Regions from separate parts of the Homo sapiens genome. Here regions 1, 3, 4, 5, 6 and 7 are each linked to region 2. Evidence: chromatin loops called from intact Hi-C (ENCODE). Cell type or tissue: mammary epithelial cell. All regions are shown on one strand. Each heading gives the region's core, and the rest is flanking DNA. Links, peaks and the distances in the headings are about the cores only. Region 1 overlaps GNG12-AS1 (GNG12, DIRAS3 and WLS antisense RNA 1). Region 2 has its middle 13 kb from the start of LINC01702. Region 3 overlaps GNG12-AS1 (GNG12, DIRAS3 and WLS antisense RNA 1). Region 4 overlaps WLS (Wnt ligand secretion mediator). Region 5 holds the start of DIRAS3 (DIRAS family GTPase 3). Region 6 overlaps GNG12-AS1 (GNG12, DIRAS3 and WLS antisense RNA 1). Region 7 overlaps GNG12 (G protein subunit gamma 12).

Region 1 (4,000 bases), core at 1-4,000, 580 kb after region 2:
AGGTATAAATATGTATGAACAAAGGAATATATCTACAGATAGGCAAAATTAAATTTTAAAAAGATTTTTAAAAAATTTAATTTAAAATTAAGTTGAAAAAATATTTTAAGTGCCAAAAGAGATAGCAAGAATAATCTACACTACTTTATGTCTATACATTGGAAACAATTTAAAATGCCCAGAAAAATATAACTTGTGAAACCAATTGAAGAAATGGAAAACCTAAATAGCCTTATAATCATTAAATAAATTAAAATGGTAGTCTAAAATTTTTCTGCAAAGAAAATAAAAGTCTCAATAATTTCAGTGACATATTATTATTGCATTAAATAAAAAACCAAATGTCCAAGAAGAGCCAAGACATTCTGAGGACAAACAGGATGAAGGAATGTGCTTTTCTAGATTGCAAGCCTTATTAAAAAGCTAAAGTAATTAAAACAGTATGGTTTTGAGGTAAGGATAATCAAATTAGCCAGTGGAACAGACTAAGAAGCCCCCAAAAATCTCTGTCTCTCTCTCTCTCTCTCTCTCTCTCTCTCTCTCCATATATATATGTGTGTGTATGTGTATGTATATATATGTTTGTATATATATGTGTGTATATATATATATATTTGCTCGATAAAGGATATTGTGTTGTAGATCATGAGTGGCTTATTCAATAAATGGTGCTGAGAGCATTAGTTATCCATATAGGAAAAAAATTAAAGAGGCTCCTTATTCTCTTACATACAAAAATTAATTTTTGATGGAACAGAATCTTAAATATGGAAGGCAAAGTCTTAAAACTTTTTGAAGAAATTTAGAATATTTTTATAATCTTGAAATTTATTTAAAGAATTTTTTTGAAAGACACAAGTACCCATTAAAAAAGAAAACATTGGTAAATCAACTACACAAATCATCAAAGATACCATAAATGAAAACATAAGGAATTCATATCTAGATTAATCTTGACCGTGGTCTTAAGACTTCCAGCCTCCTGAATAGTAGGAAGTAAATGTCTGTTGTTTAAGCCACTCCATCTATAGTATTTTTGTTATAGTAGCCTGAGCTAAGACAGCTTTATATAAGCCTTTGGGGACCATAGATGAACTACATCACTTGGTTCTAGCATGTTCTGTGGTTTCAATGCAGAAACCTAGAGAATAACTAAGGCTGGGAGAAAGAAGGACCACACTGGTGGGAGAAGCTGGTGACAAGTGGTAAGGAGTGGGCAACCTGGGTACTAATTCTTGTTTTTTCTTCCCCAGCCTTGTGGTCTTGGCCAAATCACCGGGCCTGCTGTCTTTTCTGTAGAGAGAAGGGCTGCTCGGTTCTCATTTGGATTCAACCTTTCCAATGCAGCATTTAAACACGGAGGAGGGATTTTTTTGGTTGTCACAAGGACTGGGGGACCCTGCTGGCTAAATATCCTCCAATGTGTGAGACAGTTGCACCCTAAATGCCAGTGTGCCCCTATTGAGAAACATCCTCTCTATAACAGTCCTTTGAACGAGCCCTTTACATCTCTCTACACATACATGATGTTTGCTGGTGGGTCGGGAAACATTTGGATACTTTATGAAGCATGCAGGTCTCCACCCAAACCCACAGGTCAGATGGCTGCTGTCCAAACTTTAGGATCTTTAGGGCTGCAGATGAGATGCTCTGTTCTGGTGTATGTCCTGCTTGGGGGGCTGCCCCTCCTTGCCAGAAGAAGATTTAGTTGAATTCAATTGAAGTGTACTATTACCAACCATTTGCTCCCTTGTTCTGACAGCCAGCAGGAGCAGAAAACTGGCTTGCTCTGGTACTAACTGCATTCTCAGAACCGTGCATGCAGTGCTTTATCGTTCTGTTCAAAGCTAAGCAGTGCCCTCCTTGGGACACTCTGGGAATGTACAGTATTCATTGCTCTAAGAAAATGCCTTGGCCACAAGGAGAAAACATTCGCTGGCTGTGGCTTGAGCCAACTGGGTCAGCGCCAGCCTGTGCAGATGTCTTTGTGGACAGAGAAGAAGTCCCTCTGGGAGAAGGCAGCCCATGCTAGGGTGCATAGATTGATGAGAGGAGTGACAACTGTATTTCTGTCCTTACTTGCTCTCCTGGCCAGGTGCTCTTATGCAGTGCACTAGCTGTACAACAGTACCTACTGGCTGGACCCTCTCATTCTCTACCAATTCAGCAGTCTCCTCTTGGCTTCATTCAGGAGGCTGTCTCCCCATGGTTGCCTGAACCCAAAAGCAAAATGTGTGGGTCCCACCTACTTCTCACGCTCTAGTTCTAAAGAATGGGCCCAGGTGTCCAGCCTCCACGGCCTGACATTCAATGCTGTGTACACTCCGGTTCCAAGTTGCTTTTCTACTCACTGCACCCCAGACTCTCTGCTAAACAGGCTACTTTAGTCATTGCCACCCAAATAATGCTTGTGAAGTTGCATCTCCACACTCTCATACTCTTCCCTTACCCTCACCTTTTATCCAACTCTTTCAAGGCTCGGCTCATTTTCAGTCTTCTGGGAAGCCCTCTCAATTGCCCCCAATCAGGAGTTACTGAAAAGTGTCCTTGTACCTCCCATTGGTCACCGACTGCACGGTTCATGTATTGGGAACCTTGATTGTTAAGAAGATTTTAAGTTCCTTGAAGGTGGAAACCTAATGAGAAGACTTGCCCTTCAGGCTCCTCTACTTAAGAATCATTCCAAGCAATTACCATGGAAACAAATATCTTCTCTTCCTGGCCTCTTGGACCAAAACAAACAGACAAACTGTTAAAGAGCAAGGAATTTGGCTCCCTGCCTAGGTTGGCAGTGAGAGCGTCAGAACAAGGTTGAGGCCAAATCCATGAACCTCATTTAGTTAGCTGCCCACGAACTTGGCTTGGAACGCCTTGGCCCCATCTTAAAGAAAGCCCTTCATTCTGGGGACGCTGGTCAGCCTGAGGCCCATGCTCCTTAGTCCCACCACAGGAAGCCTTCTCTCTCCATCTGTCACTCTGAGACCATATTGGCTGAAGCTCTGGGCTTACTCATATCCTGAGTCATCCAACCTCGCATGTCCGTAAAAATATCCGTATCCTTATAGGTGGAGGCCTTATAGATAGGTTGTTGAGTCAGATTTATGAGTTTGAGAAAGAGATGCTTTGGATGCAAAGGACCTTTGGTGAGTTTGCAGAAGCCCTGGACTCAAATCTACCACCACTCAGAACAGTGAATGCCAGAAAATTCCTGGAAAAGGGCATCTCTTTGCTGAATGACCCTAGTAATCTACTCATTCCCCAGGTAATTACTGAGCCACTCTGTGTTCCAGGCACAGTTCTAGTTTCTGGAAATATACCTGAGAACAAAACAGACAGAAATTCTGCCCTTATGAGCCTCCACTTCAGCTCCTGGCCAAGTCTGTTTTTCATATGATCCAAGCACTTTGGCAGGTGTTAGGGCTGTAAAAGGGATGGCATGGGACCCCCTTGGGTAGGGGACGTGGCAGACACATCTCTTAGAAATATTGCCGCAAGCCTCACTGTTCAAGTCTGGTGTGTGGAGCAGCTGCATCAGCACCTCCAGGGAGCATGTTAGAAATGCATCGTCTCAGGCCCTTCCCAAGCCCTTCTGAGTAAGAAACTGCACTTTACAATATGCTCCCAGGTGAACTGTCCGCAGGGAAAGGCTTGAAAAGCCTTGCTACAGGACAGCAAATCCCACAAGCTGTCCTACAGTGAAAGGGAGCAGAACGATAATGTGCATTTGAGAAAGAGTACATCCCATGCCTCAGATTTAGAAAGGTGGCGTGTTCAAGACTGAGATCTCCTCAGAAAGAAACATGCTTAAAAATCCAATGCTACTCAACTGTATTTGATGGCTCAACAACAAATCACCGACTGTAATCACTCAACAGAACCAGCATCCTGTGAAACACACCTTGAGAAACCAGTAGTGGACCTTCTGGCATTCCCGGATTCAACTTTCTTGGCTTCAATGACTGCAGATGGAGTGAGCCCATGGGGTGATAACTGGCAGTTT
Region 2 (4,581 bases), core at 225-4,224:
GCCAGGCATTGTGCTAGGTCCAGGGAATACTGCTTACGTTGGAGAAGTTCGCATTCTAGTTTGGGTGGACAAACATGTGATAAAGATGTGTACAGGGCATAGTTTTCTCTCAGCAGCTAGGGTAACATTCCAACTCCATGTTTTGGTTTAAGAAACACATTTGATTTTATTTAAAATATTATATATTTTCTCTTTTATTTCTTTTCCCTATTTACAATAAGGCTTACTTGCAAAATTAAGAAATACATTTGAGTGGGTAGTTCCCTTGGTAAAACATTTATATTTCCTTCTTAATTTCTTTGTAAAAGTCTACTCTTAAACACTACTATTTAGAGTTAAGTGAGAAAAGAAAATTGCAGGACAGAATGCACAGAAAGATCTATTTATCTATCTACATAAAAACTGGAAGAATACACTCCCATACTGTTAACAGTGGCTACCTCTAGGGAAAGGGTGAAGTGATATTTGAAAAAATGGGGCTTTTACCTTTTCTTTTCTTTCCTTTTTTTTTTTTAGACAGAGTCTCGCTCTGTCGCCCAGGCTGGAGTACAGTGGTGCGATCTCGGCTCACTGCCAGCTCCACCTCCTGGGTTCACGCCATTCTCCTGCCTCAGCCTCCTGAGTAGCTGGGACTACAGGTGCCCGCCACCACGCCCAGCTAATTTTTTGTATTTTTAGTAGAGACGGGGTTTCACCGTGTTAGCCAGAATGGTCTCGATCTCCTGACTTCGTGATTCACCCGCCTCGGCCTCCCAAAGTGCTAGGATTACAGGTGTGAGCCACCACACCCAGCTTTTTTTTTTTTTTTTTTTTTTGGTTTCTTTTTTGAGACAGAGTTTCGTTCTTGTTGGCTGGGTTGGAGTGCAATGGCGTGATCTTGGCTCACCGCAACCTCCGCCTCCTGAGTTCAAGAGATTCTCCTGCCTCAGCCTCCCGAGTAGCTGGGATTATAGGCATGTGCCACCACACCCAGCTAATTTTGTATTTTTAGTAGAGATGGGGTTTCTCTATGTTGGGCAGGCTGGTCTCAAACTTCTGACCTCAGGTGATCCGCCTGTCTTGGCCTCCCAAAGTGCAGGGATTACAGGCGTGAGCCACTGTGCCTGGCCTTACCTGTTATTTTCTATACTCCTATATCATTTGCATTTTTTAAAAACAAGCACGCACTTCTTTTCCCATTAAAAAAAGAACCGTAATATTTTTTCATGACCCTGTCCCAGAAAACTCTTCTGTACTCACATGGCTAACTCAAACACTGTGGTGTACACTGCTGAGGGAGCTAGTTGTCTCTCTTTTTGAAAGAAAATTAAAAGGAAGAGGAAAGTCCATATTTATTTTCCTTTGTACTCTTGTAGAGGTCATCTAATCGGAAGTGTTCCAAGCTGCTTTAAAGCCCCTCTCCTCTTTAAAGTGGTTTACAAACATTAGCTCAGCACCCTTCAGGGCCTCATAGTGAGGCGGGCTCATATAAGAGGCTAGTGAGTCATAAGGAAGTGGCAGCTGTGGTTGCCATGTCAGTGGTCCTAATAACACCCCTAACATGTGTCTCTGGCTGTACTGTGCTCAAAGGGCTTTCTCCTGCATTATCTGGTGTAACCCTTCTATGACCCTTGGGAAGTCAGGTCAGTACTGCTATTCCTTTATTATATAACAGATGGAGAAATCTATAATATAGGTTCTGGAAAGTGAAATGATAAGCCCAAGATGGGGAGGCCAGTCAGCATGAGGGTTTCACATCACTTATATGTCAATTACTGCACAGCACAAAAGAGAGGATCACTAATGTCAAACCTCGTATAACATAACTTTGACATTGGGGAGGTAGGAGAGGGAGAAGAGCAAACAGTCTTTCTGCCTAATCTGCCCCTTTTTTTCTTTCCTCCCTTCTTTCTTTCTATCCTCCCTCCTTCATTCCCTCTCTGTTTCTACTCCATTGGGAAAAGAAGAGGTGAGGAAGAGGACCCTATTAGAGAAGTAAACAGATCATCACAATTCAGCAGCCAAGTTTTATGCAAATTTAAATTATGCCACAGATTTGAAGCAATGTGCCAAAATATATTAATCAAGTCTCATTTATATGCAAATATTGAAGAAAAGAGAAGCTTCTCACACTGTAAATTAGTCGAGTTTCTCCAGTTCAATACAGGAAGGCTGAGTGACTTGCAGGTGGTGTTCACACTTTTGCCACATGGGGACGCCACCACCGTTGGTAGCCGGACATACTGGCACTCCGTCAGGGTGGAATATGTGAGCATTGCATAACACAAAGTTTCACTCACCCTCATCACTCAGCTTGAAAGGACCATTAACACAGTTTTCTCTCCCATTAAACTAAATTCCTCAAAGGCAAGCTTAGACTTATTCTTTTAAACCCCATCTCCTAGACCAGTGTCTGACATATAGTAACTTACCATTAAGATTTTTTTCTATTAAAAGTATTCTTTTTTTCTTTTCTTTTCTTTTCTTTTTTTTAAGACAGAGTCTTACTGTGTTGCCCAGGCTGGAGTGCAGTGGCGTGATCTCGGCTCCCTGCAACTTCCGCTTCCTGGGCTCAAGCGACTCTTGTGCCTCAGCCTTCCAAAGTGCTGGGATTAGAGGTGTGAGCCACTGTGCCCAGCCTTAAAAAGTATTCTTAACACAAAAAATTTCAAATATATCCCAAAGTACAGACTATAATATAATGAATTCCCTTGTACTCATTATCCAGCTTCAACACCTACCAACTCATGGTCAATCATCTGTCCTCTATATACCCTATTTCTTAGAATCAAATACACAAATGTAAATATTTTGGTGTAAGACACTGTAAAAAAGAAAAGAAAAGGAATGTAATTGCTAGGCCTCTCTCACTGACTTTAAAATACCTGGGTGGGTGGCGGTGGGCAGAGTGGAGAGAAGGAGCATTTTTCTAGAGGTCGCAGCGTTTTGTGGAACAATTTCCTGTAATGGGAAAAATTGAGACGGGTAAGAGGAAGGAATAATGATTATTACATGCCAAGTGTTGTGCATTATTATTTAATTTCACCTTTCTGGGAGATAGAGGTATGACGTACCCATTTTAAAGATGAGGCTCAGAGATGTTGAGTGCTGTATCTTCAGCAAAGCTGGGATTGGAACCCAGCTGTGTGTGGCTTCAAGGTCTGTATTCTCCACCCTCTGATAGGACGAACTTGCAATGCATATCAAACCAAATCCACCCATGGTTTGAGGCTCTCCCTCCCGCCCATGTACCTAAATCCAGCTTCATTCATAGGGCCTTGGGGGACAAGCCCCTGAGGGTTACTCCAGCCCTTTGGAGAAGGGAGGGTTTCCATGCCCAGAGTGTCAAAGGGGAATTCAGTTTCTTATTCAACAGAGCTCATTTCCTCTTGTTGCTTGTCCTAAGAAAATGACTGCCTGGAGTCCCAGAGAATTTGTAAGTAAATTTGTAGGCCAAGAGTGGTGGCTCCCACCTGTAATCTCAACACTTTGGGAGGCTGAGGTAGGAGGATTGCTTTTATCAAGGAGTTTGAGACCAGCCTGAAAAACACAGCAAGACCTGTCTCTACAAAAAAAAAAAAAAAAAAGAAAAAAAAATTAGCTGGGCGTGGTGACACACATCTGTAGTCCCAGCTGCTCGGGAGGCTGAGGCATCAGAATTGCTTGAGCCTGGGAGTTTGAGGCTGCAGTGAGCCATGATCATGCCACTGCACTCATCCTGGGTGACAGAGTGAGACCGTGTCTCTAAATAAATAAATAAATAAATAAATAAATAAATAAATAAATAAATAAAAAGTTGTAAGGGATTAAGCAATAAAACACACATACACTGGTTAGGATAAACCGTTTGTGGGAAAAATCTAAGAGATTGTGTTTAAGTGTGTTCTTGAATAGATTAGACTGGGTTTGATTGAGACTCTAAGGAAATAAACCAAGCCTCAATTACTTTTAGGGGAAGGAGACCCCATTGTAAGAGAAGGAAGCTGACCAGCCATGGCAGCTTGGAAAATGACAAGTCTCAGGGGCAAATGCTGGCAAGGCCTGTCCATTCAGTGTCCAGGCAAGAAGAAAGCTTGGCAAGCAGACCTGAGCAAAGAGGTTTGCCAGGCAAAGCAAACCCTCTAGTGGGTAAGAGCGCTTTGAGCAATTCAGCCGAAAGATAGGTCTTCTATTCAACCTTTGCCACAATTCCTTGCTCGCTCTTCTGGATAATTTGGCTTCTTGGGTATTCGTTTTTCAACAGGGAAAGAACAAAGTGCTCTGGCTTGTGTGAACTTCCAGTACTCTCGAAAGCTGATTTTCTCATTATAAATGAATAAATTGGCGTTCTGGTTATAACTTGGCTTCTCCAGTAATTTGCCTCCAGGGAGAGAATGGACTGATCTCCGTACTAGAGTGTTCTGTCTGCTTGCCAGCTTAACTTCGCTTTGTAAGCGAATAAATGGGCCTCCTGTAGTTATATATCGGCCTCTCAGGGGTGCCTGGTTAATGCCTGGTTTCCTGGGGAAGAAGGACCAGGTGAGAAGTGCCAACAAACAGGTCTCCTGGCCTGCAGGAGAGCAGGCTCCTCAAGTGGAGAAATCATCAAGGCAATGAATGCGG
Region 3 (4,581 bases), core at 301-4,300, 310 kb after region 2:
CAGAGCCCACTAATCAAGATGAATGAGTGGAGAAACCTTTGGAAATGTCTTAAGGAATGCACAAGGACCTCTTTCACTTGAATCTGATGCTCAGTCCTGGCTTAGTACAACCTGCATTCATAAACATGTGCTTTCATGACTAACACTGCTCACGCTTTAGGGGAAATGTTTTTCCACATCTCTTTCCTGTGTCCTCAATACAAAAGGCCAGTATGTCTGGATGTTGTGAGGGTGTATGGCTCATGCTACTGCCAATGTTGGAGATGGGCACTGTTTTAGCATGTGGAGATTTGAGTGATAGAAGCACTTAGGATGAGAAAAAAGACAGTTTGTCAAATCGTTTCTCTCATTAATATAGTGAACTTCTGTAGGAAGTGCAAATAACTTAAGCTCTTTTGATACAACAAAGAGGGCCAGAAGGTGGGAAATAAACTCCACAAAACTTCAGGAGCCTGCCATTGTAGTGAAATTTCTAGGAACTGGAGTGTGCTGGGGTACCCCTCACAGACAGGACAAGTTGCCACAAATGGCACCTTATACCGCTAAGACAGGGGCACCACGTATGGAAGCCTCTTTGGATTTTTTTTTTTTTTTTTAATGGCGATAAGTTCTCACTATGTTGCCCGGGCTGATCTTGAACTCCTGGCTTCAAGCGATCCTCCCACCTTGGCCTCCCAAAGTGCTGGAATTACAGGCATGAGCCACTCGGCCTTTTTTATTTTATTTTTTTTGTCACCAGCAAAGCATTAAAATATTTTTTAATTGAAATTTTTATTGAGTTAAAAATTTTTTATCTTATAGCACACAATTGTGAGAAATAATATAAAAAGATCTCATGTGCTCTTTTCCTGGTTTTCCCCAGTGGTGACTTTTGCAAAGCTGTAGTATAATATTATGACCAGGACATTGATGCTAATATAGTCAAGATATAAAACATTTACATCATCACAAGTATTCGTAATGTTTCTTTTTATAATCACACTCCCTTCCACCATGTCCTGAAACCCTGGCAATCAGTAATCTGTTCTTCATTTCTAAAATTTTGTCACTTCAAAAGTTGTTATGAAAAAGGAATAATACATTATGTAACCTTTGGGAAACAGGCTTTTTTTTTCACTCTACACAATTCTCTGGAGATTTATCCAAGTTGTTGTGTTTATCAACAGTTGATTCCTTTTTTATTGTTGAGTAGTATTCCATGGGATGGATGCACTAAAGTTTGTTTAACCATTCACTCACTGAATGATATATGGACTATTTCTGTTTTTTGACTGTTATCAACAGAGCTGCCATAAACATCTGTGTACAGGTTTTTGTATGAACGTAAGTCTTAATTTCTCTGGGACAAATGTATCTGAGTACGTTACTGGGTATGGTAGTTGCATGTTGAGTTTAAAAGAAATTGCCAACTGTTTTTCAGCATTGCTGAAACATTTTACATTCCCATCAGTAATTTGTGGATGATATAGTTTCTCTGCATCCTCATCAGCATGTGTTGTTGTCATTATTTTTTATTTTAGCCATTTTGATAGAAGTGTAATAGTATCTCATCATGTTTTAAATTTGCAATTCCCTAACAATGTTGAACATCTTCTTATGTGCATTTTCTATCTGTGTACCTCTGGTGAAATGCCAACAAGGATTTTTAATAAACCATGTGTTAAAAGAATGTAGGGGGTAGTAGTAGTAGTATTCATAATAGTAGTAATATTGTTCATAGCATGATTTCTATCTCTCTACCTTAAAAAAAAAAAAAACCCCTGTATATAACACTCTGTGCTAGGCACCAGGGGTACAAAGGTAAATTGAACAGATGTGGCTGTTTTCCTCATGGAACTTATAATCTTGAAGTGGGTGAGGAGTTAGAAAACTTAGAAAAAATAAACACACAAAAGTATATAAAACAAACACAAAAAGTATGTGCCCTGAAAGAAAAAAACAACCAAACAAAAAAACCAAATGTCATAAAAAAAAGAATAATGGAGACTCAATTTATATTGAGAGTCAAGAATTTTCAAATTTTACCTGAAAAATGGGGAGGTAATATTCAAGTGCAGTGGGAGCAAGAGGAACTCAGCCCAAGAGAGCAGCACGTGTGAAGATCCTGAGGCAGGAAAGAGCTGAGGATGTTGTAGAAACCCAAAGAAGGGTAGTGTAGCTGGAATGTAGAGTAGCAGTGGAGGAGTGAGATGAGGTGAGTTTAGCAGTATGGGTAGGGCCCAGACCAGAAACAGAGAAATTGTATTAGTCCAAGCAAGAGATGGTACCAGGGGATGGACAGAGAAGTGGATAGTTCTGAGGTGTATTTTGGAGATAGAGTTGACAAGACATGATGAGAAGCTGTGCAGGAGAGGAGGGAGAGGAAGATGGAAGTATCAAGAATGACTCCCAGGTTCCTTGATTGAAAAACCTGGTTGATGGAGGTGACTTTAGCAAGATGGTGGAAACAAGAGGAGGACTTGGTTTGTATGGAGAGGTCGGCAGTGGATAACAGTCCTATTTTTAGGTGAACATAAATTCTGAAGCCTGATGCATGTCTACGAAACGAATAAACCCTATTTAATTGCATAGTACAAACAAGAGTCCTACAGCTGAGGCTGAAATAGCTGAGGCTGAAAGAGACAACTCAAGTTCAACATACATCACCCTTCCCTTTGTTTTTAAAATTGCTCATGAATATTTTTTAAAAGTATTGGCTGGGTGTCCACCAGGTGGCAACATTTCTTTAAAAAAAAGCCCAGATTTAGAAGCCATACCTTCTTAGCTACATCAAAGTGGATTCTTGAGGGCCACACAACCAGAGTCTAGTCAAAATCACTGAAAGTGCAGCCCACCCTGCTGAGTTCTTCTCTTAATATGCATAGGTGGAGGCAGTTTTATGAGCAAGATCCTTCTGTGGCCTCTTACAAGAAGGCTCATGTGTGTCAGTGTGTACCTATGTGCATGTACTATCTAGGACTTATATCATATCATGAAAAGCCCTTTAATCCTAAAGGTACTTAGTGCAAGCAACTGAGTAACATTGGAAGCCTTAGATAACCTCTCTGAGCCTCTTTCTTCATCTGTAGAATGTTGTATACGTATTAGTACCAACTTCTTTGGGGTGTGAGTGTGAACTTAGATAATGCATGCCTATAATGTATCTAGCACAGTCCTGGGACAAAGTAAGCACTTAATACATGGTAGCTCTTATTATTATTTCCACAGTGACCCTTATCCCCACTTTCCCTGCTCCAAGACTCTATTCTTTGCCAGCCTTAGTTGTGGGCAGCCTGCCAGGCATGATCTAATCAGTGAAGCACATGAGTCATGAGAGGATGACTGACTCCCTTTCAGGTTCTCTTAGTACTTGGCTCCTGGAAGGTGCTCCTCCTTGATAATCCTTCCTCCCAACTGCATTGACATAGATGGAGTCTTTCTGCTATTGACTGGTCTGATTGGACAGGCAAGCCATGAAGATGGAGAGGGAGGAAGCTCCTGAATGGAATGTGGCTGCCGGAAAATCAGCCCCCTCCTAATACACTGCAATGAATTAAATTACTCTCTATTTAGTAGCTTTTCCTCATCTATTGGAACATGTACAATTGCTATCTGCTATGATCATGTATTCCCAGCCTTTCAGGTGGGATAGGTCCAAGCACTCATTTTGTTTGGAGCTTCACACAGTATGAATATAGCACAGATTTACCTAGGGAAGAAGTTGACTTGATGCTAGTGCCTGTGATTCAGCCACAGGGAATATTTATACAGCAAAGCCAGCCAGCTGTCCCCACTGTATTTATCTTCTTCCCCCTTTCCTACTAGCTCAGGCCACCAGATACTTCACTTTCTTTTATCAAAGTCTAAAATATTTGGGTGCTTTAAAAATAGGTTTTCAGAAATGTTACCAATTAACACTATATATATATATATATATATATATATTTTGTGACAGGGTCTGCTCTGTCACCCAGGCTCAAGTGCAGTGGCACAATCATGGCTCACTGGTGCCTTGACCTCCCTGGGCTGAAGTGATCCTCCCGTCTCAGTCTCTCGAGTAGCTGGGACCACAGGTGCATGCCACCACACCTGGAAAATTTTTTTTTTTTTTTGTAGAGACAAGATCTCCCTGTGTTGCCCAGGCTGGTGTCAAACTCCTGGGCACAAGGATCCTCTTGCCTTGGCCTCCCAATGTGCTGGGATTACAGGCATGAGCCACCGTGTCTGACCTAATTAATACTATTATTATCTAATCACATTGATTTTCAGTGGGGGCTTTCTATTTCATGTGGGGGCTTGCGAGGGGAGGGTAATAAGGGTATGGTGAGAAATGGATAGGAAATGTACCTTTATCGTAGAGGGAAGGAAACAGTTTTTTTGGTCTTTCACCTGTATTGCGAGTAGCAAAACATGTTCATGTTTTCAGTCTATGTGAGAGATTGCTAAGCGAGCAGGGTGTTAAAATGTGGTCATGTGGAAAGCAGGTTGTCATTCTTCCTCACACGTGCACAGCGTAGCTCAGTTTATAAGGCACACTATTTCATTGGCCTTTTATGTAAATTTTATATTGTAGGCAGGGTTGTTTCCTACATTTTTCTTCAA
Region 4 (4,000 bases), core at 1-4,000, 690 kb after region 2:
GGTCAGCCAGGACCAAGGCAGCAGTTAACTGGCCTCCAACCAACTTTCATGAGGCTGGCCTTATTAAACTAGGTCTGAAGAAAAACTGAGTCAACCATTTACAGACTTATTATCTTCTTTCTAAAGGAAAATCATAATGCCTTGCCAAAACAAATGTAATAACTTGGCCTTTTCTTTCAATTACCTCTGCTTTCTTGGAAATGTGTATCTGTGGATAAAACCTCTGAGTTAACCCAGGGAATTAACCAGATGTTTAAGAAGACCCTGTGATTCCTGTGGGCCAGCAAAGAAAGAATACCCCTTGGCCACATTATGAGAATGGAGTACTAAGGAGAAAGGGGGAGCAGAAAATTAAACTTGAAGGCCCAGGATTTAAATAGGCATAGCAGATAGAAATGTTAGCTCAGTTTTGGGGGATTGGGTGACACTGGAAGCAGGTTTTGGAAATCCAGGCACAAGCTGTGTCCTTGAAAAGACAGTCTCATATATTTCCAGAGCCCTTCATTTCATTTTCTTCAGTCTATATTCTACCCCCATCTTCCTATTCCACATCCTCATTACACTCCCATTTCTTCAACAGCTACCTTCAGGACCTACGATGTATGCTAAATCCAGGGAACATTCAGAGGGCCCACTATCTCGACAAATTTCCTATTACAACTCTAAGCCATCTTTTGCTGTATGCAATAATTTCCTTTGGGGAGTGTTGGCATGTAATTTCTGAGGTTCAGCCCTCCCTAGCATGGCCCAGAAACACTGCCAATATTTACAATGGCTGGTGTAGGCAGTTCTTATGTCTCAGGAGTTGGGGATCCCTTGTTAAGGAAGTAATAGGCCAATGATCAGTAACCATGCAGTGATATGAGTGCATGGTTTGGGGAAGGGGTGGAAGCAAAACGAAAAGGTGGGGGGGATTGAGCTTTCATCTTCTGCTCTATCTGTGTAGAATCAGTTTCACCACACTCATCCCTTTGTTTCCCATAGAAATGGAAAGGACAATGGGAGGAAGGTAGCATTAAGCTTAAGAATATGGCTTAGGATTCAATCAAGGACTGTGGGCTTGAGTCTTAGCCCTCTCATTTACTATCTCTGCACTCTTATTTACTATCTCTGCAACCTCAAAAAAGGTTCTTAAATGAGCCTCAGATTCATGTGAAAATTGAAGAAAGTAAAGTATTTACTTCTTTGGGTTGATGTGATCATTAAGTGAATCTTTACATGTGAAACGCTTTCCATAGTCCCCCAGTCTTCCAATATGATTACTGCTTTTGCTCCCCTACAAGATTTAGTCAGGGATAGAATGTGGGGGGTGGGGGGAAGAGGTGGTAGTAAGAGGCTATAGAAATTTAGTATTTTTATATTATAAATTATACATCATTATTTTCTTTAATTTAGCAATCCTTTTAGATTCATCATTTTATGAGAAGAAAACTTAGAAAACACTAAAGTTTGAGATCATTAAGTTTGAGAATTGGCATGTCTCAAGCTCCTCCTCTCCTTCCCACATCCCCATACGGGCACTTTCTCTAGAACTGTGCAGAGCTGGCACATTTATTAGGCCACCATCACAACCCTTCAGAGAAAAAGTAAGACCTAAATGAAATAGTCGTGATCATTTCGTGTCTTGATGCTCCCTGTGTCTCATTACCTCTCAGGGTCTCTATCAAAATCAAGGGCTGCAAATCTTTCAATAGAGAAATCTATTAGCATATTTTCCAAAGAACAAAATGTACCTATTCCTGCTGTCAGGGCTGCTGTTTGTAGGAGTCTCTGGTTTAAAAGGCCCTCGTTATTATGCATGGGTGTGCATACAAACAAAACTTCTCCGCATGGGAAAAGAATTTTCAGCTTTCAGTAAGAGGCTCTTTTCTCAATTCCTCCACCATCACTACCAACCTACACCCTCTAAAAACCTCTCCAACCTCCACTGATTCTTTCTTTCCTCTCCTTTGAAAAAGTCCGGACTTACTGTATAACTACATATATGTTAAAATCACCAACTAGAGAAAATAAAATTGAGTAATATTCTTGCAAGTAGCAGAATCTCAAACATTTGATGGTTAACTTGGCTGCTTTAGTCAATTGGATGATTCATACAATTATGGGGACTGGTTAGAACTTGAATGGAATTGGTTGGACTGGCACAGGCAAACTTCTCAAGACATGTCCTCCCCTCAGCCTTGGCAAGGCACTTTTTGGGTCTGTACAGCTGGACTCCATTTCATTTATCATCACATTTAATATTTTCTTCCTTTTGATGTTACCTGATTATAAAAATGAGAAATCAGTTTTAGTGCTATTCTCATGTTTCCCTGCATTCAGATTTTTATTCAGGCCTAAAAGTCAAGGTTTTGGGGAAAGTGGGAGGATCACCTAAAGTTGATAATCTAGGCTCTGATGTCCGATTGACTGGAGTTCAATCCCAGCTTTGACCACGAGTAGCTAGGTAATCTTGTGCAGTTTTACTAGATCTTTCTGCACCTCAGTTCCCTTACATGTAAAAGGGGTACAAAAATACCAATTTGCCAAGGTTTTGTACAGATGAAATTAGACAGGCTTTGGCACATATTGCACATTCAATACATGTTAAACATTTTATCATTTTATTAATATATCTATTTCAAGATGAAATATTAATATAATTAGTTGATGGTATAATTAGTAGGGGTTCTAATTTCATACATTCTCGAATTCCCAATAAATAAGTGAAAATTATCTTGATGCTAGAAAACTACATCCTAGGAAATCTTTTGTTGTAAACTTAGATGACGAGGGGCTCTTTTCTACCCACAGCTCCCCTAGTTTACTCAAGCTCCATGTCTCCTCTTTACCAACCCCGTGTCGGCATGTAGCCCCATCCTGAGCACACAGTACACCCTAATAGATATTTTGCAAATCAGGCAAGTAGCACACAGGAGTTTTAAGGACCTTTATATAATTTCAACAAATTCAAAATTCTAAATCTCCATAGAAACACCTTTATGAGGAATATAAGGTAAGAAATATTTCTGCAGTTTATATGGATTTAAACATTTTAAGGTCAAATCATTGTAAAATGTCATGTAGGAAGGGAAGGCCTGAAGTCTCAATCTGGGTTTCAGGCAGGGAACCTGAAAACCTCACAAAGCCACACATAACACTATTAGCTCAAGGAAATGTTTCTCACTGTAACAGGAAAAGGGAAAGTTCGAATAGAAGTCTAGACAGGTTGTACTGAAAGAACAATCAGATGAAAGAGCAATTCAAGCCGGGCATCTTGTGCCTGTAATCCCAGCACTTTGGGAGGCCGAGGCAGGTGGATCTCCTGAGGCCAGGAGTTTGAGACCAGCCCGGCCAACCCGGTGAAACCCCGCCTGGCCAACCTGGTGAAACCCCGTCTCTACTAAAAATACAACAATTAGCTGGGCGTGGTAGCAGGTGCCTGTAATCCCAGCTATCGGGAGGCTGAGGCAGGAGAATCACTTGAACCCGGGAGGCGGAGGTTGCAGTGAGCCATTGCACTTCAGCCTGGCTGACAGAACGAGACTCCGTCACAAAAAAAAAAAAAAAAAAAAGAGCAATTAGAGATTGTTAGCATGAGCATGATTACACTGCAAGAACCAAATAGTTAAGTTTTTTTTAAGTCAAATATTGTAATTTCAATTACTCTTTTAAAAAAGAGTAATTGAAAACTCTTTTTAAGAGTTTACAAAAGAGTAAATTAAAAACATGCTCTTTTAAAAAAGATTAATTTATAAGGTTGCACAGTACTCCTACAAACCACATTAGATACTTCTAGTAGTTAACAAAGAGGAAAACAATGACATTTTACAAAATAAAAAGCAGAATTGAATACAGAAAAATATGACTTAACATCAACCAAAAACCAATTGATTAATCTTGTCAAGATTCTTGTCAAGATTCTCACCAGACACCCAAATACTGAAGGATTACAACTATTGCATCATTAAGATATATTAAAAGAAATGCAACAAGCTTAAAATCTAATAAATTGGAGAGT
Region 5 (4,581 bases), core at 254-4,253, 520 kb after region 2:
TTCTCTAGTCACAGAAATCCTAGCCTTGTCTGCACTCTCCACAACTATTATAAACTCCATGTTAGTATCAAGAGTTCCAGTAAAGACCAAATATCTCTTGGCCACCAACATCCCACATTAGGAAATGTGCATTACTAATTATTCTGTTTTACATTACTTCCTGCTCTAGGGGATGTATGTACAAATTCATTCATAGAAAATTGGTAAAGCAGCCGGGCGCATTGGCTCATGCCTGTAATTCCAGCACTTTGGGAAGTCAAGGTGGGAGGATCGCTTAAGCACAGGAGTTCAAGACTAGCCTGGGTAACATAGGGAGACCGCCGTCTCTATCAAAAAGAAAATAAAAGAAAAAAAATTGGTAAAGGACACACGTGATAACTGAAGTTTCCAGATGTGAAGAGAATTCTCATTCTCAGGCAGTGGACCCCCCCCCCCACTCCCCTCCACACTCCTTCCACCTTCCCAGGCCACCTGGCCTCAGGCTGAGGGGGAGGTGAAAGTTTCCAGGAACCAGAGGGCGTCCAAACCCAGCGGCCGTGCGGAGCTCAAGGTCCCGCCGCTGCTGTTGCGGCACCAGCCTGGCTCATGGACATCACCACGCACCTGCAAGGTCAGGTTTCTCTCTGGTGGCTGTGGCGGCTGCTACCCTCCTCGCCCATTTCAATCTTACTTTCACACTACATGACTCCACTATTACTTCCTGAACACTAGCTACCTACGCAGCTGTAATAGTGGACACTGTGTCAACCTTTAAGCTCGCACACTTATCAAACCTCGTTCTTCTATATTAAAAAGTGCTAGCTTCCCAACGGGACTATCCAAAGTGCAGTTGCAGGACCTGCCAGGAGCCCGCAGGGCTGCGGGTGGTTCTTGCGTAATCGCGCCAAGAAAGACCTGGTTCCAGTTTCAGGGACAACTCGCCCATAAACTTCTACTGCGCAACAGCATCTGCTGCTTTGTCTGACACTTGTTGTTTTCAAGTACCCCTAAAAAAGCGAAAGAAAGACTTACCTTTCTCGGAGGCACGAACCAAGCAGCCTAGAAGACAAATGCGCTGCTCGGAGAGACTGCCGCGGCAACCAACTGGACACCCCAAGAGCTCACTCCTCCGCGGTTTTATATTCCGACTTGCGCACAGGAGCGGGGTGCGGGGGCGCAGGGAGTGTGGGTAACAGGCATAGATTCCGCTTGCGCAATACGTGGTAAGAAACCAGCTGTGAGGGGCTGGCCCAACGCAGAGCGGCGCGAGGTCCGCTTGGCATCTACAACAATCGAGGGGCTAGTCCAGAAGTTCAAGGCGGGGTTACAGGTTGGGGAGGAACTGTTAAACTGTGGACTTTTTCTCACCTGTTGGAATAAGCTTCAGGCAAAACTTTGCCAACAAAAACCGGTCCAACTGATTTTAGACGAAAGTCCAAAAGCAGTTTAATGCAGGACAGATAATCTTTTCCACAAATGATACTGAAAAGACAGGACATCTATAGATTCCCCCCCGCCAAAAATAACCCTTACATAAAAATTAAGTGGCTAGATATAACTGTGACGAGTAAAATTACAAAACGGTTTTAAAAAACAACAAACTATTGTCTAAGGCTAGGCAAAAGGTTCTTAAATTGACATTAGTGGCAAGACCGGTAAAAAGAAATGTTGATGAATTAGACTCCATAAATTTAAAACTTTTGCTTTGTGAAAGACCCTGTAACGATACTGAAAAGGTTTACCTAGGAGAAAATATTTACAAGCCATATATCTGGCATACAACCAGTATCTAGAATATGTAAATAACTCAAAAATCAATTATTTTTAAAAATCCAATTAGAAAATAGTCAGAAGACATAAACAGACACTTCACTGAAGATATGCAGATGGCAAATAACCATATGAAAACCTTTAATGTCATTAGCCATTAGAGAAATGGGAATACGAGGCTTTCGTTGTTCTTCGCCTCCCACTAGGGCGGGTTGAGGGTCTGGCTCCAGTAGCCCCGGGTGCCTCTCACTCCTTGGGCGCAATGCTACTATCCTGGCAGAACCCTCGCCGAACCCTCGCAGGACGCCCCATCGGGTCCGCCAGCGGCTAGGAAGCCCGATTGTGTCGTTCCTTTTTCCCTCTGCGCCTCCCACCGCCAGTCCCTTTTCCAAATGCGCCTGCGTCTGCCCTCCACATCTCCGAGCTCCGTCTGGCTTCTTTCTCCCTTGCCTGTGAGCGCCTGGCGGCGGATGCATTGAAAGCTGCGCACCACCGCCTACCGAGCGTTTTGGGGAGTGTGTGGAAGTTGTTGGCAGCAGGTTTTGACAGCAGTACCCTATGGGCCTAGTCGTTGACGGTAGCACCTGGTTTTGTGTGCCCCAGCCAGCTGAGGCCAGGGTGTGTGGTGTGGGCCACTGGTACTGCTCTTCTGCCACTATAATCCCTCCCCCTACCAGGTACCTGGTGCGTAGAAGTCTAAAGACCTGTGAGGTCTAGCCTGGCGCCTGTAATCCTAGAGAATAAGGAGGTTGAGGCCAGGAGTTAGAGACCAGCCTGGGCAACATGGGGAGAACTTGTCTCTACTTTAAAAAAATTTAGCCCAGTGTGGTGGTGGCCGCCTGTAGTCCCAGCTATTTGGGAGGCTGATGTGGGAGGATCACTTGAGCCTCCCACATCAAGGAGATCGAGGCTGCAGTGAGCCGTGATCACAGCCACTGTACTCCAATCTGAGCAACAAAGTGAGAACCTGTCTCAAAACAAATTCCAACCTGATTCTGGTATAGCATCACATGACAGGTAGCAGCCCTAAGGGCGATCAAAGTATTTTACCCCAAAATATATTTCTGACATATTTTGGAATGGTCCTGTGCAAAGCTATCTTTTGCGAGGGAAATTTGTGTTCTGTGGACAATCTCCTTCCCTTTCCAGGTCTTTCTCTGATCCGGGAGAGATTTAACTAAGAGTCTGACACCGTTTAAGGTCATTTACCTTTTGAGGTACATATGCCATCTATTCTTTCTGAAGCATATTACAGGCTTCACATATGTAACAAGAACCCTGGCTTCCACAACCTCCCTCCTGCCACCACTGGCCAAACCCCTCCTCCTCCAAAATGTACCGGCTTTCCAGGTCAAACCAATGTATACCTTACATATATTGACTGATGTTTTTGCCTGTATCTTCTGTCTTCCTAAAATGTATAAAAGAAAACTATAGTCCAAACACCTTGGACACATGTTCTCAGGACCTCCTGATGCTGTGTCACAGGCCGTGGTCACTCATATTTGGCTCAGAATAAACCTCTAAATATTTTACAGAGTTTGGCTTTTTTCACTGGGTTTCCCCACTCATTTTATTGGCATTAGCTCATACTCTTTCTGTCCAATCATATTTCTACATTGCTGTCTATATTTTATTAATCCTAAGTTAAAAATAGACAATTTCCTCTATATGCTTGGGTCATCATTCTGCAGGCTCCCATGTATACATATTAAATACATTTGTATGCTTTTTCTCCAATTAATCTGCCTTTTGCAGGTTGATTTTTCAGTGAGCCTTCACTGAAGTTTCCCTTTGGTCCCTGCACTGGTAATTAACTCAAACTGTTTTACCAAAATTTGATTCATAGCCTTTATCTCATTTTACCAGAAAAATAATTTGGATCCAACTGTTCTCTATAAACCAGCAAGTTTATATGTTTTACTATCTCACAACTAAAATTCTAAAATAAAAGCTAGAAGACCTTTATGTGTATATTTGTTTAAATATATTTACACATATGTACATGTATTATGTTGTATGTTATGTCTACATAATAAAATTCAGTGTGGTAGGCCAAAAATCCCTTAAGAAATGTTAATCTGATTGGTTTAAATAGATGGGCACTCACACAAAAACATAGTAATTAACCTAATTTTTTTAGTTCATGTAACTTAATCTTTAAAAAAGTAATTGGTTTTAAAATTGTTGATAAAATAAAATTAAAAACGTCTTTCTAATTGTCAATATATATTTTTGCCTGTGTTTACTGGTGTGGGGGCTATGGCTCTCAGCCCCCCAAAGATTTGCTGGAAAATCACTGACATGGGCCACATTGATTAGTAAGAGAAAAGACATACAAATGTATTTAATGTGTATACACAGGAGCTTTCAGAATAAAGACCCAACTTCTCAATGAGTTATAGAAGTTTATACACTAGTCTTGAAATTACAGAAAGAATGGGGGGCTTGGATTCTGGTAAAACAGATTATGGGAGGAGAAGAGGAATTTATTGAGGGGCAATGAATGATTGGTGAGAGAATGATTGGATTGAGCAACAGATATTAACTTGTAAATAGTTTTCTTTGGAATTTAAATAATCCTTGGAGGCAGTCATTGTACTTCTATAAAGGTCTGCTTGGGTGTGGTTACATTTTGGTCTTCTTTTCTTTAACAGATGAGATAACAGGAGGAGGAGAACCAACAATTGCTCTCCTTGGTGGGTCTGGTTGTTAGGCAGATAAAGGAACTTCAGCTTCTTTGGGAAGGATGGTGGGGTTGGAGGAAAAGTCAGAGAGACCTTGAGGCTTCTTTAGTTTAGCGTGTCAAATACCATGTTTTGGCATATCAGT
Region 6 (4,581 bases), core at 257-4,256, 470 kb after region 2:
TGTGGTGTTCTCTGTATTTCCTGAATTTGAATGTTGGCCTGCTTTGCTAGGTTCAGAAAGTTCTCCTGAATAATATCCTGAAGAGTGTTTTCCAACTTGGTTCCATTCTCCCCGTCACTTTCAGGTACACCAATCAAGCATAGATTTGGTCTTTTCACATAGTCCCATATTTCTTGGAGCCTTTGTTCATTTCTGTTTACTCTTTTTTTCTCTAAACTTCTCTTCTCACTTTATTTCATTAATTTGATCTTCAATCACTGATACCCTTTCTTCCACTTGATCGAATTGGCTATTGAAGCTTGTGCATGTGTCATGTAGTTCTTGTGTCATGGTTTTCAGCTCCATCAGATCATTTAAGGTCTTCTCTGCACTGTTTATTCTAGTTAGCCATTCATCTAATCTTTTTTCAAGGTTTTTAGCTTCCTTGCGATGGGTTCGAACATCCTCCTTTAGCTCAGAGAAGTTTGTTATTGCCGACCTTCTGAAGCCTACTTCTGTCAGCTCATCAAAGTCATTCTCCGTCCAGCTTTGTTCCATTGCTGGTGGGGAGCTGCGATCCTTTGGAGGAGAAGAGGTGCTCTGGTTTTTAGAATTTTTCAGCTTTTCTGCTCTGGTTTCTCCCCACCTTTGTTGTTTTATCTGCCTTTGGTGTTTGATGTTGGTGATCTACAGATGGGGTTTTGGTGTGGATGTCCTTTTTATTGATGTTGATGCTATTCCTTTCTGTTTACTAGTTTTCTTTCTAACAGTCAGGTCCTTTAGCTGCAGGTCTGTTGGAGTTTGCTGGAGGTCCACTCCAGACCCTGTTTGCCTGGGTATCACCAGCGGAGGCTGCGGAACAGCAAATATTGCTGCCTGATCCTTCCTCTGGAAGCTTCATCCCAGAGGGGTACCTGCCTGTATGAGGTGTCAGTCAGCCCCTACTGGGAGGTGTCTACCAGTTAGGCTACAAGGGGGCCAGGGACCCACTTGAGGAGGCAGTCTGACCATTCTCTGAGCTCAAACACCATGCTGGGGGAACTACTGCTCTCTTCAGAGCTGTCAGACAGGTATTTTTAAGTCTGCAGAAGTTTGTGCTCCCTTTTGTTCAGGTATGCCCTGCCCCCAGAGGTAGAGTCTACAGAGGCAGTAGGCCTTGCGGAGCTGCAGTGGGCTCTGCCCAGTTCAAGCTTCCCCAGCCGCTTTGTTTACCTATTCAAGCCTCAGCAATGGTGGTTGCCCCTCCCGCTGCCAGGCTGCTGGCCAATCTTAGACTGCTGCACTAGCAGTGAGCAAGGCTCCATGGGTGTGGGACCTGCCAATTCAGGCACCAGATATAATCTTCAGGTGTGCCATTTGCTAAGACCATTGGAAAAGTGCAGTATTTGGGTGGAAGTGTCCTGTTTTTCTAGGTACCATCTGTCACAACTTCCCTTGGCTAGGAAAGGGAAATCCCTTGACCCCTTGTGCTTCCCACGTGAGGCGACACCCCACCCTGCTTCGGCTCACCCTCCATGGGCTGCACCCACTGTCCAACCTGTCCCAATGAGATAAGCCAGGCACCTCAGTTGGAAATGCAGAAATCACCCATCTTCTGCGTTGATCATGCTGGGAGCTGCGGACTGGAGCTGTTCCCATTTGGCCATCTTGTAATGGAATCCATTTGTTGTTGTTTTTGTTTGTTTCTTTATTTTTTGAATTAATTCTTTTTTTTTTTCTTTTTGGAAGTGTTGTTTTGCTCTTGTTACCCACTCTGGAGTGCAGTGGCATGATTTCGGCTCACTGCAACCTCTGCCTCCCAGGTTCAAGCAATTCCTGCCTCAGCTTTCCGAGTAGCTGGAATTACAGGTGTACACCACCGCGCACAGCTAATTTTTGTACTTTTAGTAGAGACGGGGTTTCATCGTGTTGGCCAGGCTGGTCTTGAACTCCTGACCTCAGGTGATCCACCTGCCTCAGCCTCCCAAAGTGCTGGGATTAGAGGCGTAAGCCACTGTGCCCAGACATTTTTTGAATGAATTCTCTGGAGTCTGTTTCTCTCATAGTATAGTCTCTGCTGGCTGCTCAGCTGCTCTCTAAAAAATTGTTTAAAAAATTTTACATCTGGCTTTCATGGGTTCACTGCTGAGTTGGCATAGCTCAGTGGCCAGCCAATAATTCATCAGAAGTTTTGCTTAAACACCTTTGCCAGGGTCAAAAAGGCCTCTACCCTTTGAATCTCATCTTATGAGTTATGATGAGTGTATAAATCAGTGTTCAATCACAGAAACAGAACCAGTAAGATATATCTATCTATCTCAATAAATATATTAAGAGATTTAATGCAAGCGATTGGCTTAAGTTATTGTAGGGGCAGGCTAGACAAGCCAAAACCTGAAGGACAGGCTATGAGAAGAGAAGCCTGGAAATCTAGGGAATAAGCTAAAGCTTCTGTACATAGAAAGAGTTTCTTCTTCATCAGGGAAGCCCCAGTTCTGTTCTTACAGCCTTTCAACTGATTGAATCAGGCCCACTCAGAAGAGCTGGGATAATCTCCCTGATTCAAAGTCAACTGATTATGGACTTTAATCATATGTATAAAATACCTTCCACAGCAACACCTAGATTTGTGTTTAATTGAATAACTGGGGAGTATAGGCTAGTCAAATAGGTAAAATAGAATCACAGAGAGCCATTGAATGGTTTAAGCAAGGTAGTAATATGATCATGCTTGCTTTAGATAAATACACCCTCTGGTGGCTAGGTAGAGGAAGAAGGAGCTGGAGGTTCTTGTAATAGACAAATTAAAGAGATATTAATTGCCTGAATTAGCACTATAACACTGAGTTTGAAGAGGAGGGTTGAATTACCATAAATATTTTGAAAGTAAATATTTATAAATGTATTTATATATAATTGTAGGTTCAGTTACACAGACAGTGTAGGGTTGGTATATAGAGTAAGAGTAATACTCTGTCTCACATTTTACATTACATCCGTCTACCGATCATCTATTAACCTCTTGGAGTTGCCATTTTCTTATCTGTACCTTTTTCCCTCAATAAATACGTTTTTTTCCAAGTTCTGACAATAAGCCCCATGCTGAAAGCCCTGGTTATCTGAATTGCCTTCCATTTATCCTTGTATTTCCTGCACAAAACAAAGACCACAGGAAGTGAGTTAGAATACTCTGGAAGATGAGCATATCTCATTTCCTTAGGAGTATATTGCAAAAACCTGTCTACCGAAAAGTAACACTTATGGACTGACTAAATGCATGCCCAAGCTTAGAGAAGCTGCAAGAACAGGAGTAAGCAATCCAAGAGGCCCAGGTGGCCTAGAATGCATCAATTTGTATTTATCAGTAGGAGCTCTGCTCCTGGATGAATGCAGGAGTTGAAGCTGACTCTGCTTCCCTGCCCGTGCTTCTAGAGCCTTTTGTGGGCTCCTGTGTTAGCAGTGCCAATGCCCCAGAGAAATCAATCACAAGACCTGAATTTGAGTCCTCCTGTTTCTTTATGTGGTCCTGGGAGGTGGCAACTCTAAACTTTGGGACAAAGGACAATCTCCAACTACCGCTGACCTTGGACTGCTAAGTTTCAAGGGCAAGATACATAGAAAATGAACCTGAACAAATGGTTTCTTTTCATTATCAGCTGTGATTTGAACCTAATTTCTCTGTAGAGCTCTTAGTCCCAATGAGCAGAACTGGGAAAATGTTAAGGACTCTCTTTGCACTTTTAGCTTAAGGTCTAGGCTAGGAAATGCCTCAGAAGACAAATGAAGCCTCCCTTCCCCTGATCCCCTATGTTGTGGTACCCTTGTGGTGTCTACTTGACCTTCCCAGGACATGGATACCCCTTCCTTAGCCTCATGAGAGAAGAGATATTTCCAAAGCCAAATGTAGAAGACAAAAAAGGGAAAGCTGAAGATCTAACATTCAGATTCCAGGGTTGTTTTTTTTTTAAATCATTTTCCTTATCACACTGAAATCTCTGCTCCAACCCTGAGCCTCTATCCTCCTTGGTCTTGATCCAAATCAGTACTTTAGTGCTCCACAGAGACGGAGTCGGGGCGATGGAGGGGGTAGTCTTGGCCTCTCTCTAGAGGCTGCCTTTCCCCCAAACCCTCTCTAACTGTAACTAAATCTGTTTGCTTGTATTAGTGGAGAAATTGAGTTTCAGAAATCATTATGCAGTTCATGTGGGTGCTAACATTTAGGTAAGCTGCCTGACAGCAGAGCTATAACAAATCATTGCTTATTGCTATGCTGCTCTGTAGAGTCCTGAGAGAAAGAGTCTATAGGCTGCTGTGTGTCCTTGGGGCAGCCAGAGCCACAGCTTTTGCCTTTCAGTGGCTTTGTGCAGGTTGCTGTCAATTTTTTTAGAGGGACCCCTCTGTTCACCACCAAACCCAGCCCAACCCCCTTCTGTGAAGTCTTCACCGCCCCCATTGCTGCTCCCCCAGCAAAAGTATAATGAATCACCTCCCTCCTCTGCCATTGCTCTAATAGCACTCTTTTATTATTGTGCTTCAAGCATGATTGTTTTCATTCTTTACTGAGCTACTGTCTGCTTAACACTAGATAGGTTATTTAAGCCTTAAAAGAGATTCTCTCTGCCC
Region 7 (4,581 bases), core at 345-4,344, 230 kb after region 2:
ATAAACAAACAACCAAACCCTTGGGACTGAACTAATACACCTGGAGAAGGATTAATGTGGCCTGGGTCCTGCTATCCCTCCTCAGACCTAGTATTTCGCCATGACGATGAAATACTATTGGCTGGTAGCAGCGGCCAGCTCGCTAACCTGGGCAGCAGACCCCTCTCTGCTCTTCACACAGCTTGGCATTGGCCTGGTGTCAGGATTGGGGAGCATGCTGGACAGGGGCTGAGTGGCTGCTATATGCACACTGGAGCACACATTGATAGTACAGCAGAGAGGGCTGGGCTCATCCCTGGTAACCTGTCAGCCCTGGCTTTTAGATGCTTGAAAGATGAGGTTGGATACAACTATAGAACAAACCCACCCAAAAAAGTCCTTGAGAGAAAAACATGAAGCAAATAAAATCAGCTAAGATGCTCCCTGTGGAAGCGTGTCTTAAAAACATTTGCCTTTTCCTGATTGCTCCAATGGAGGAATACCTTATTACCAACAAAAAGTTAGGAGTGATGTATGGGAGCTAAAAAAGTAGACCTCATGGAGGTAGAGACTAGAATGGTGGTTACCAGAGGCTGGGAAGGGAAGGGGGGGATGAAAAGTTGGTTAAGGGGTCCCAAAATACAGTTAGGGAGAAAGAATAAGTTTTAGTATCTGACAGTACAGTAGAAAAATTAGAGTCAACAACAATTTATTGTATATTTCAAAACAGCTAAAAAAATGTGCAATGTTCCCAACACAAACAAAAGATAAATGTCTGAGGTGATGGACAGCCCAATTACCCTGATTTGATCATTATACATTGTATACATGATCAAAATACCACATGTATCCCCCAAATATGCACAACTATTATACAACAATAAAAAATGTTTTAAGAAGTTAGGGGTGAAATCCAGCACATGGAACAGCATATACATCCCACAGTACTAATGGAGGCCAGAGGGCATGTGGCTTTGGGTGGGAGGAGTGTCAAGATCTCTATGGTTCCTGCGTAGGCAGTCTTCTCTGTGTTGGCTAACTATAGTCTGAGAACTATTCACCTCAGTAAACACTGGTCAAGTGCCTAACTGCATCCAAAGTACTGTGGGAGACAATACAGTGTAGCCATTAAGAAAACGAATTCTGGAATCAGGTAGGCCTGGGTTTGTGTTCGGACTCTTTCACCCATTCCCTGTGTGACCTGCGAATATCTGTTGGCTGTAATTATTATAATCTTGGTGCACCTCAATTTCCTCATCTACAAAATGGACATAAGAACTATATGTACCTCAAAGAGTTGCTGTGAGAGTTAAATGAAATCATGCAAGTATGATGTTTTGTATAATACCTTATACATAGTAAGTGTGCAATAAATACTAGTCATTGTTATTCCTAGAAGCTTCCCCAAATTATTTTAAAAAGAAGGCACCTAGATCTAAATGACAGTCCATGTAACAAAGAAAACCCTTACTTGAGCAATTTCAGTGAAGGCCATTTTTCAACAATGCTCACTCACTTCCCTCCACTCTGGGTCCCAGTCATGTATAAAACACTCTGCTTTGTGTTGACTAAGCTCCACAGTGACATTCCAAGGAGTTCTGGTGTCCCTCCAAATATTCTAGGCTGCCCTTTTAACCTGATACTGATACCCTGTCCACTCTACTGTTTAAGGGGCTATTTAAAAATTTGGCTTTGTAAAGCAGGGAGCAAGGCAGAAAGCCTTCAAAGCTTTAGCAGTTGGCGTGGCAAGGAACAGAAAAGCAGCATTTTACAGTATCAAATACCAGAAGTAGCCCTCATAACCACTAACTTTGTAGTGCTCTTCCTTCACTGTGGCGAAGTGCTGAGCATGTTACATGCATTACATTACTGAAACCAAGGCCCTGTGACGTTCCAGTGAGTCCAAGGTGCTAGCTGGTGTGAGTACAGCTGTGGGCTCTAATCTATGCTTTGCTTCAAAGTCCACGCATGCAAATCCTGGGCAACTCCCTGAGTTTCCAAGGCAACTCAGCCAACTCATCCAGAGGTAACTAGCTTCCAATAACTGTATAAGCTCACTCCCATCATTTGGTAGGTTGGTAGGTCAATCAGTTCAATTTATTTTTATTTTTATTTATTTTTTGCTTTCTCTGATATTTGACCAACCACGACACCTAGTGGCCAGTGGAGCACAAACATGGGTTGCCCGAAAAGGCTGATGGACGGGTGATGTGTGTCTTTAGCTTTAAGACACACGTTGCTCATGACCAGGAAAAACCTGATGGATCGTGTTCAAGGCAAAGAAACCAAGGCACAGAGAAATGAAGCGACTTGCCTAAAGTCAAAGCTAATGTAGAACTGTGTGGAAATACTGAACCTTAGTGTTAGAACTCGTATTCTGATTCAGACTTGGCCTAAATTTGATCCTCAGCAAGATACTTTCTTCAGTTATTCAACAAACATTGACTGGGCACCTCCTGAGTAAGGCACTGTGCCAGATGCCGGGGACATGACAGTAAGCAAGGAGGACACGTCTCGATCCTTGCAGTCAAATAGGAGGGGAAGATAAACAGAGAATCCACAATAACAATACCAGCTAATATGTATTAAGGACTCTGCTTCAAGAGTTTCATGTACACCAACTCGCTTCATCCTTGACTTGAAACAATCCTATAATGGGGGTGCGATTATTATTCTTGCTTTGAAAATGTGCAGGAGAACATTTAAGTTGTGGGTAACAAACAGGGCTCCTATGCCTTTCTAGGTCTAAGTTTCTGAAATAAAGTTGTGCTAGATACTGGAAGATTTCTAAGACCTCTTTCCAGATCAGTTTCCCTTCACTTCTAGGATTCTGGGGTAAAGCTGGGATTAGACCTTGGTCGGTTTTCCTGACCAAGAGTCTAGTGTTCCCTCTCTATACACTGTGCTGGTCAATATTTATGAATAACAGCTGGAAGTTATTGAATGCTTACTCTGTGCCACGCCCTGAATTTCTCAGTTCAGGCAATCTTCTTCACAACCTATGAGACAGCTTTAAGATACAAATAATAACTGAGTGAAAAATCATGCTCTAAAATAGTTTAAAAGATTTCCAAGATAAACAGAGAGGCTTCCAACCTCACTCAGCTGTAGCATCCTGAATCTCTGTTCTGTCTGATTTTGTTGAATGGTGGATTTAAACCTTATGTATTGGTGTCCTCAGGCTCTCATGAAGGGAATGGATAATGGGTCCAGGCAAATGGTTCAATGATGAGTTACTGTCTAGGGAAACAGGGGGCATCTTGTTCAATAACAACATTGCTTTGGGGTAATTCTGGGTCCCTAGAAGTATCTACAAAGCCTGCAAGGTCAAGTGCAGGTCGACTTGGCTCTTTGGTTTTATGATTCCAAATAAATAAAACACATTTCCAACAGTTCAGCAGGGTATATCCGAGATCGGCAAACTCTCCAACGAGGTATTCCCGTTAACCCTTAGTCCCTTACCCTCCCTGAGGGTATGTGCACACCATCCGCTTTCTGTCGGGTGAGGGAGGGTGCAGGGAGAGAGGCAGGGGCAATCAGGAAAACTCTCTCAGTGATCCTGCAAATGGGAAATGGGGACATTGAGTTTAATCACGGCTCCACTCCAGGACCAAAGAAAGCAACTCCTGCCACCTGCAGTCAGACCACTCTCTCCCACACCCAGGAAAGCAGACCCAGTGGGACCTAGAGCTTCCCAGGTCTTGTAAGACTCTGGCCTCTTTGTTCAGGGCCTCCAGAATGATACTCCAGTGGGTCTTGGTGAGAACATACATTAGATATGCTGCAATGTTTAGCCTAGAATGCTCTGCTAGCTTTTCCAAATGGCAAGCTCTCACTGAACTTTCTAGGGCTACAGATCAATACCTTCTTTTGCCTGACCACCACCACCGCCCCCAACCCAAGGCTGTCCACAGTAGGAACTGCCACATTTGCCCAGTACCTAACACAAGATTGTAATCACTGACTTGTTTATCTGCCTACCCCATGGACTTGAAACATCTCTAAAAGATGAAGTGGGGTGGCTTAACCATCCTTACGTACTCAGTACCTAGCTAGCACAGCCTCTGGATTGAGGAGGTGCTGATTCCCAAAGAGCTGGAAAGGAAGGCAAGGAACTGTAAGGCTAGAAGAGGCTTAAGAGGTCATCTCATTTATAATCCTGCCCAATACAGGATTTCCCTCAAAATACAAGAAATTATTTTGAGGGAAAATAATACAAAAAGTAAAGAAAAACAAGAGAAAAGTTTAAAAGAGTATGTATTTATGTACATATATACCTTCTACATGCATACATACATATATGGCATCCTTCTACTGGAATGGGGTATGTGGTGGTAAAGACGCAGAGTAAGATTCACTCAGATTTTTGAGCATTAGCGTTTATCTCTTTTTAAAGTTTTTTTCCCTAATTTTTTTCCCCTAATTTTTCACAAAATACATGCAATTTAGTGAAAAATTTGTAAAATATAATTAAAGTGAACAGAAGGTAAAAGTTAACATGCTGTTATATTTCCTTCTAATATTTTCTTGGGAGTTTTTGTTCTTCCTTTTTTAAAAAATCAAAGGAAACCTTGATCAGATTGAGTTTTTAAGGTAGTCTAA

What was found. Peaks named below come from ENCODE experiments on the same cell type or tissue, not always from the same donor. Only the 100,000 strongest peaks of a DNase experiment are listed, where the experiment ranks them.
Region 1: a loop joins it to region 2, with 17 times the contacts of the local background. A loop is called at or near these places in 43 of 110 quality-filtered maps.
Region 3: it touches region 2 in a loop (12-fold over the local background); 23 of 110 quality-filtered maps call a loop at or near these places.
Region 4: a loop joins it to region 2, with 14 times the contacts of the local background. A loop is called at or near these places in 2 of 110 quality-filtered maps.
Region 5: a loop joins it to region 2, with 9 times the contacts of the local background. A loop is called at or near these places in 2 of 110 quality-filtered maps.
Region 6: a loop joins it to region 2, with 7 times the contacts of the local background. A loop is called at or near these places in 4 of 110 quality-filtered maps.
Region 7: a loop joins it to region 2, with 9 times the contacts of the local background. A loop is called at or near these places in 105 of 110 quality-filtered maps.

What each region holds. Positions count from the first base shown.
Region 1 is chr1:68,110,149-68,114,148 of GRCh38, forward strand. All of the region lies in intron 6 of GNG12-AS1 (GNG12, DIRAS3 and WLS antisense RNA 1), which reads left to right. It also overlaps a transcript of WLS not described here. Among named protein-coding and RNA genes, the nearest start is that of DIRAS3, 62 kb to the left of the region's middle. In mammary epithelial cell, for the core only: a CTCF peak has its summit at 1,867; DNase peaks (open chromatin) are centred at 1,863 and 3,023.
Region 2 is chr1:67,533,391-67,537,971 of GRCh38, forward strand. No RefSeq gene overlaps it. Among named protein-coding and RNA genes, the nearest start is that of LINC01702, 13 kb to the left of the region's middle. RefSeq lists a silencer at 1-130 and an enhancer at 2,096-2,390. In mammary epithelial cell, for the core only: a CTCF peak has its summit at 2,192 (motif pointing right); a DNase peak (open chromatin) is centred at 2,241; H3K27ac peaks cover 1,510 bases.
Region 3 is chr1:67,847,527-67,852,107 of GRCh38, forward strand. The region is part of intron 1 of GNG12-AS1 (GNG12, DIRAS3 and WLS antisense RNA 1); the gene reads left to right. Among named protein-coding and RNA genes, the nearest start is that of GNG12, 16 kb to the left of the region's middle. In mammary epithelial cell, for the core only: a CTCF peak has its summit at 2,718 (motif pointing right); a DNase peak (open chromatin) is centred at 3,305; H3K27ac peaks cover 825 bases.
Region 4 is chr1:68,223,872-68,227,871 of GRCh38, forward strand. The region is part of intron 1 of WLS (Wnt ligand secretion mediator); the gene reads right to left. Among named protein-coding and RNA genes, the nearest start is that of WLS, 6.7 kb to the right of the region's middle. In mammary epithelial cell, for the core only: no CTCF peak of the experiment used is centred there; a DNase peak (open chromatin) is centred at 2,120; H3K27ac peaks cover 415 bases.
Region 5 is chr1:68,049,537-68,054,117 of GRCh38, forward strand. DIRAS3 (DIRAS family GTPase 3) reads right to left here and starts at 1,091. Exons shown (of 2, transcript NM_004675.5): 1 at 1,012-1,091. All of the region lies in intron 2 of GNG12-AS1 (GNG12, DIRAS3 and WLS antisense RNA 1), which reads left to right. It also overlaps the pseudogene ARL5AP3. In mammary epithelial cell, for the core only: a CTCF peak has its summit at 2,253; a DNase peak (open chromatin) is centred at 2,235; H3K4me3 peaks cover 1,448 bases.
Region 6 is chr1:68,007,588-68,012,168 of GRCh38, forward strand. The region is part of intron 1 of GNG12-AS1 (GNG12, DIRAS3 and WLS antisense RNA 1); the gene reads left to right. Among named protein-coding and RNA genes, the nearest start is that of DIRAS3, 41 kb to the right of the region's middle. In mammary epithelial cell, for the core only: a CTCF peak has its summit at 2,714 (motif pointing left); no DNase peak of the experiment used is centred there.
Region 7 is chr1:67,758,310-67,762,890 of GRCh38, forward strand. The region is part of intron 2 of GNG12 (G protein subunit gamma 12); the gene reads right to left. The region is part of intron 1 of LOC105378781 (a long non-coding RNA gene); the gene reads left to right. Among named protein-coding and RNA genes, the nearest start is that of GNG12-AS1, 72 kb to the right of the region's middle. In mammary epithelial cell, for the core only: a CTCF peak has its summit at 2,138 (motif pointing left); a DNase peak (open chromatin) is centred at 2,102; H3K27ac peaks cover 2,520 bases.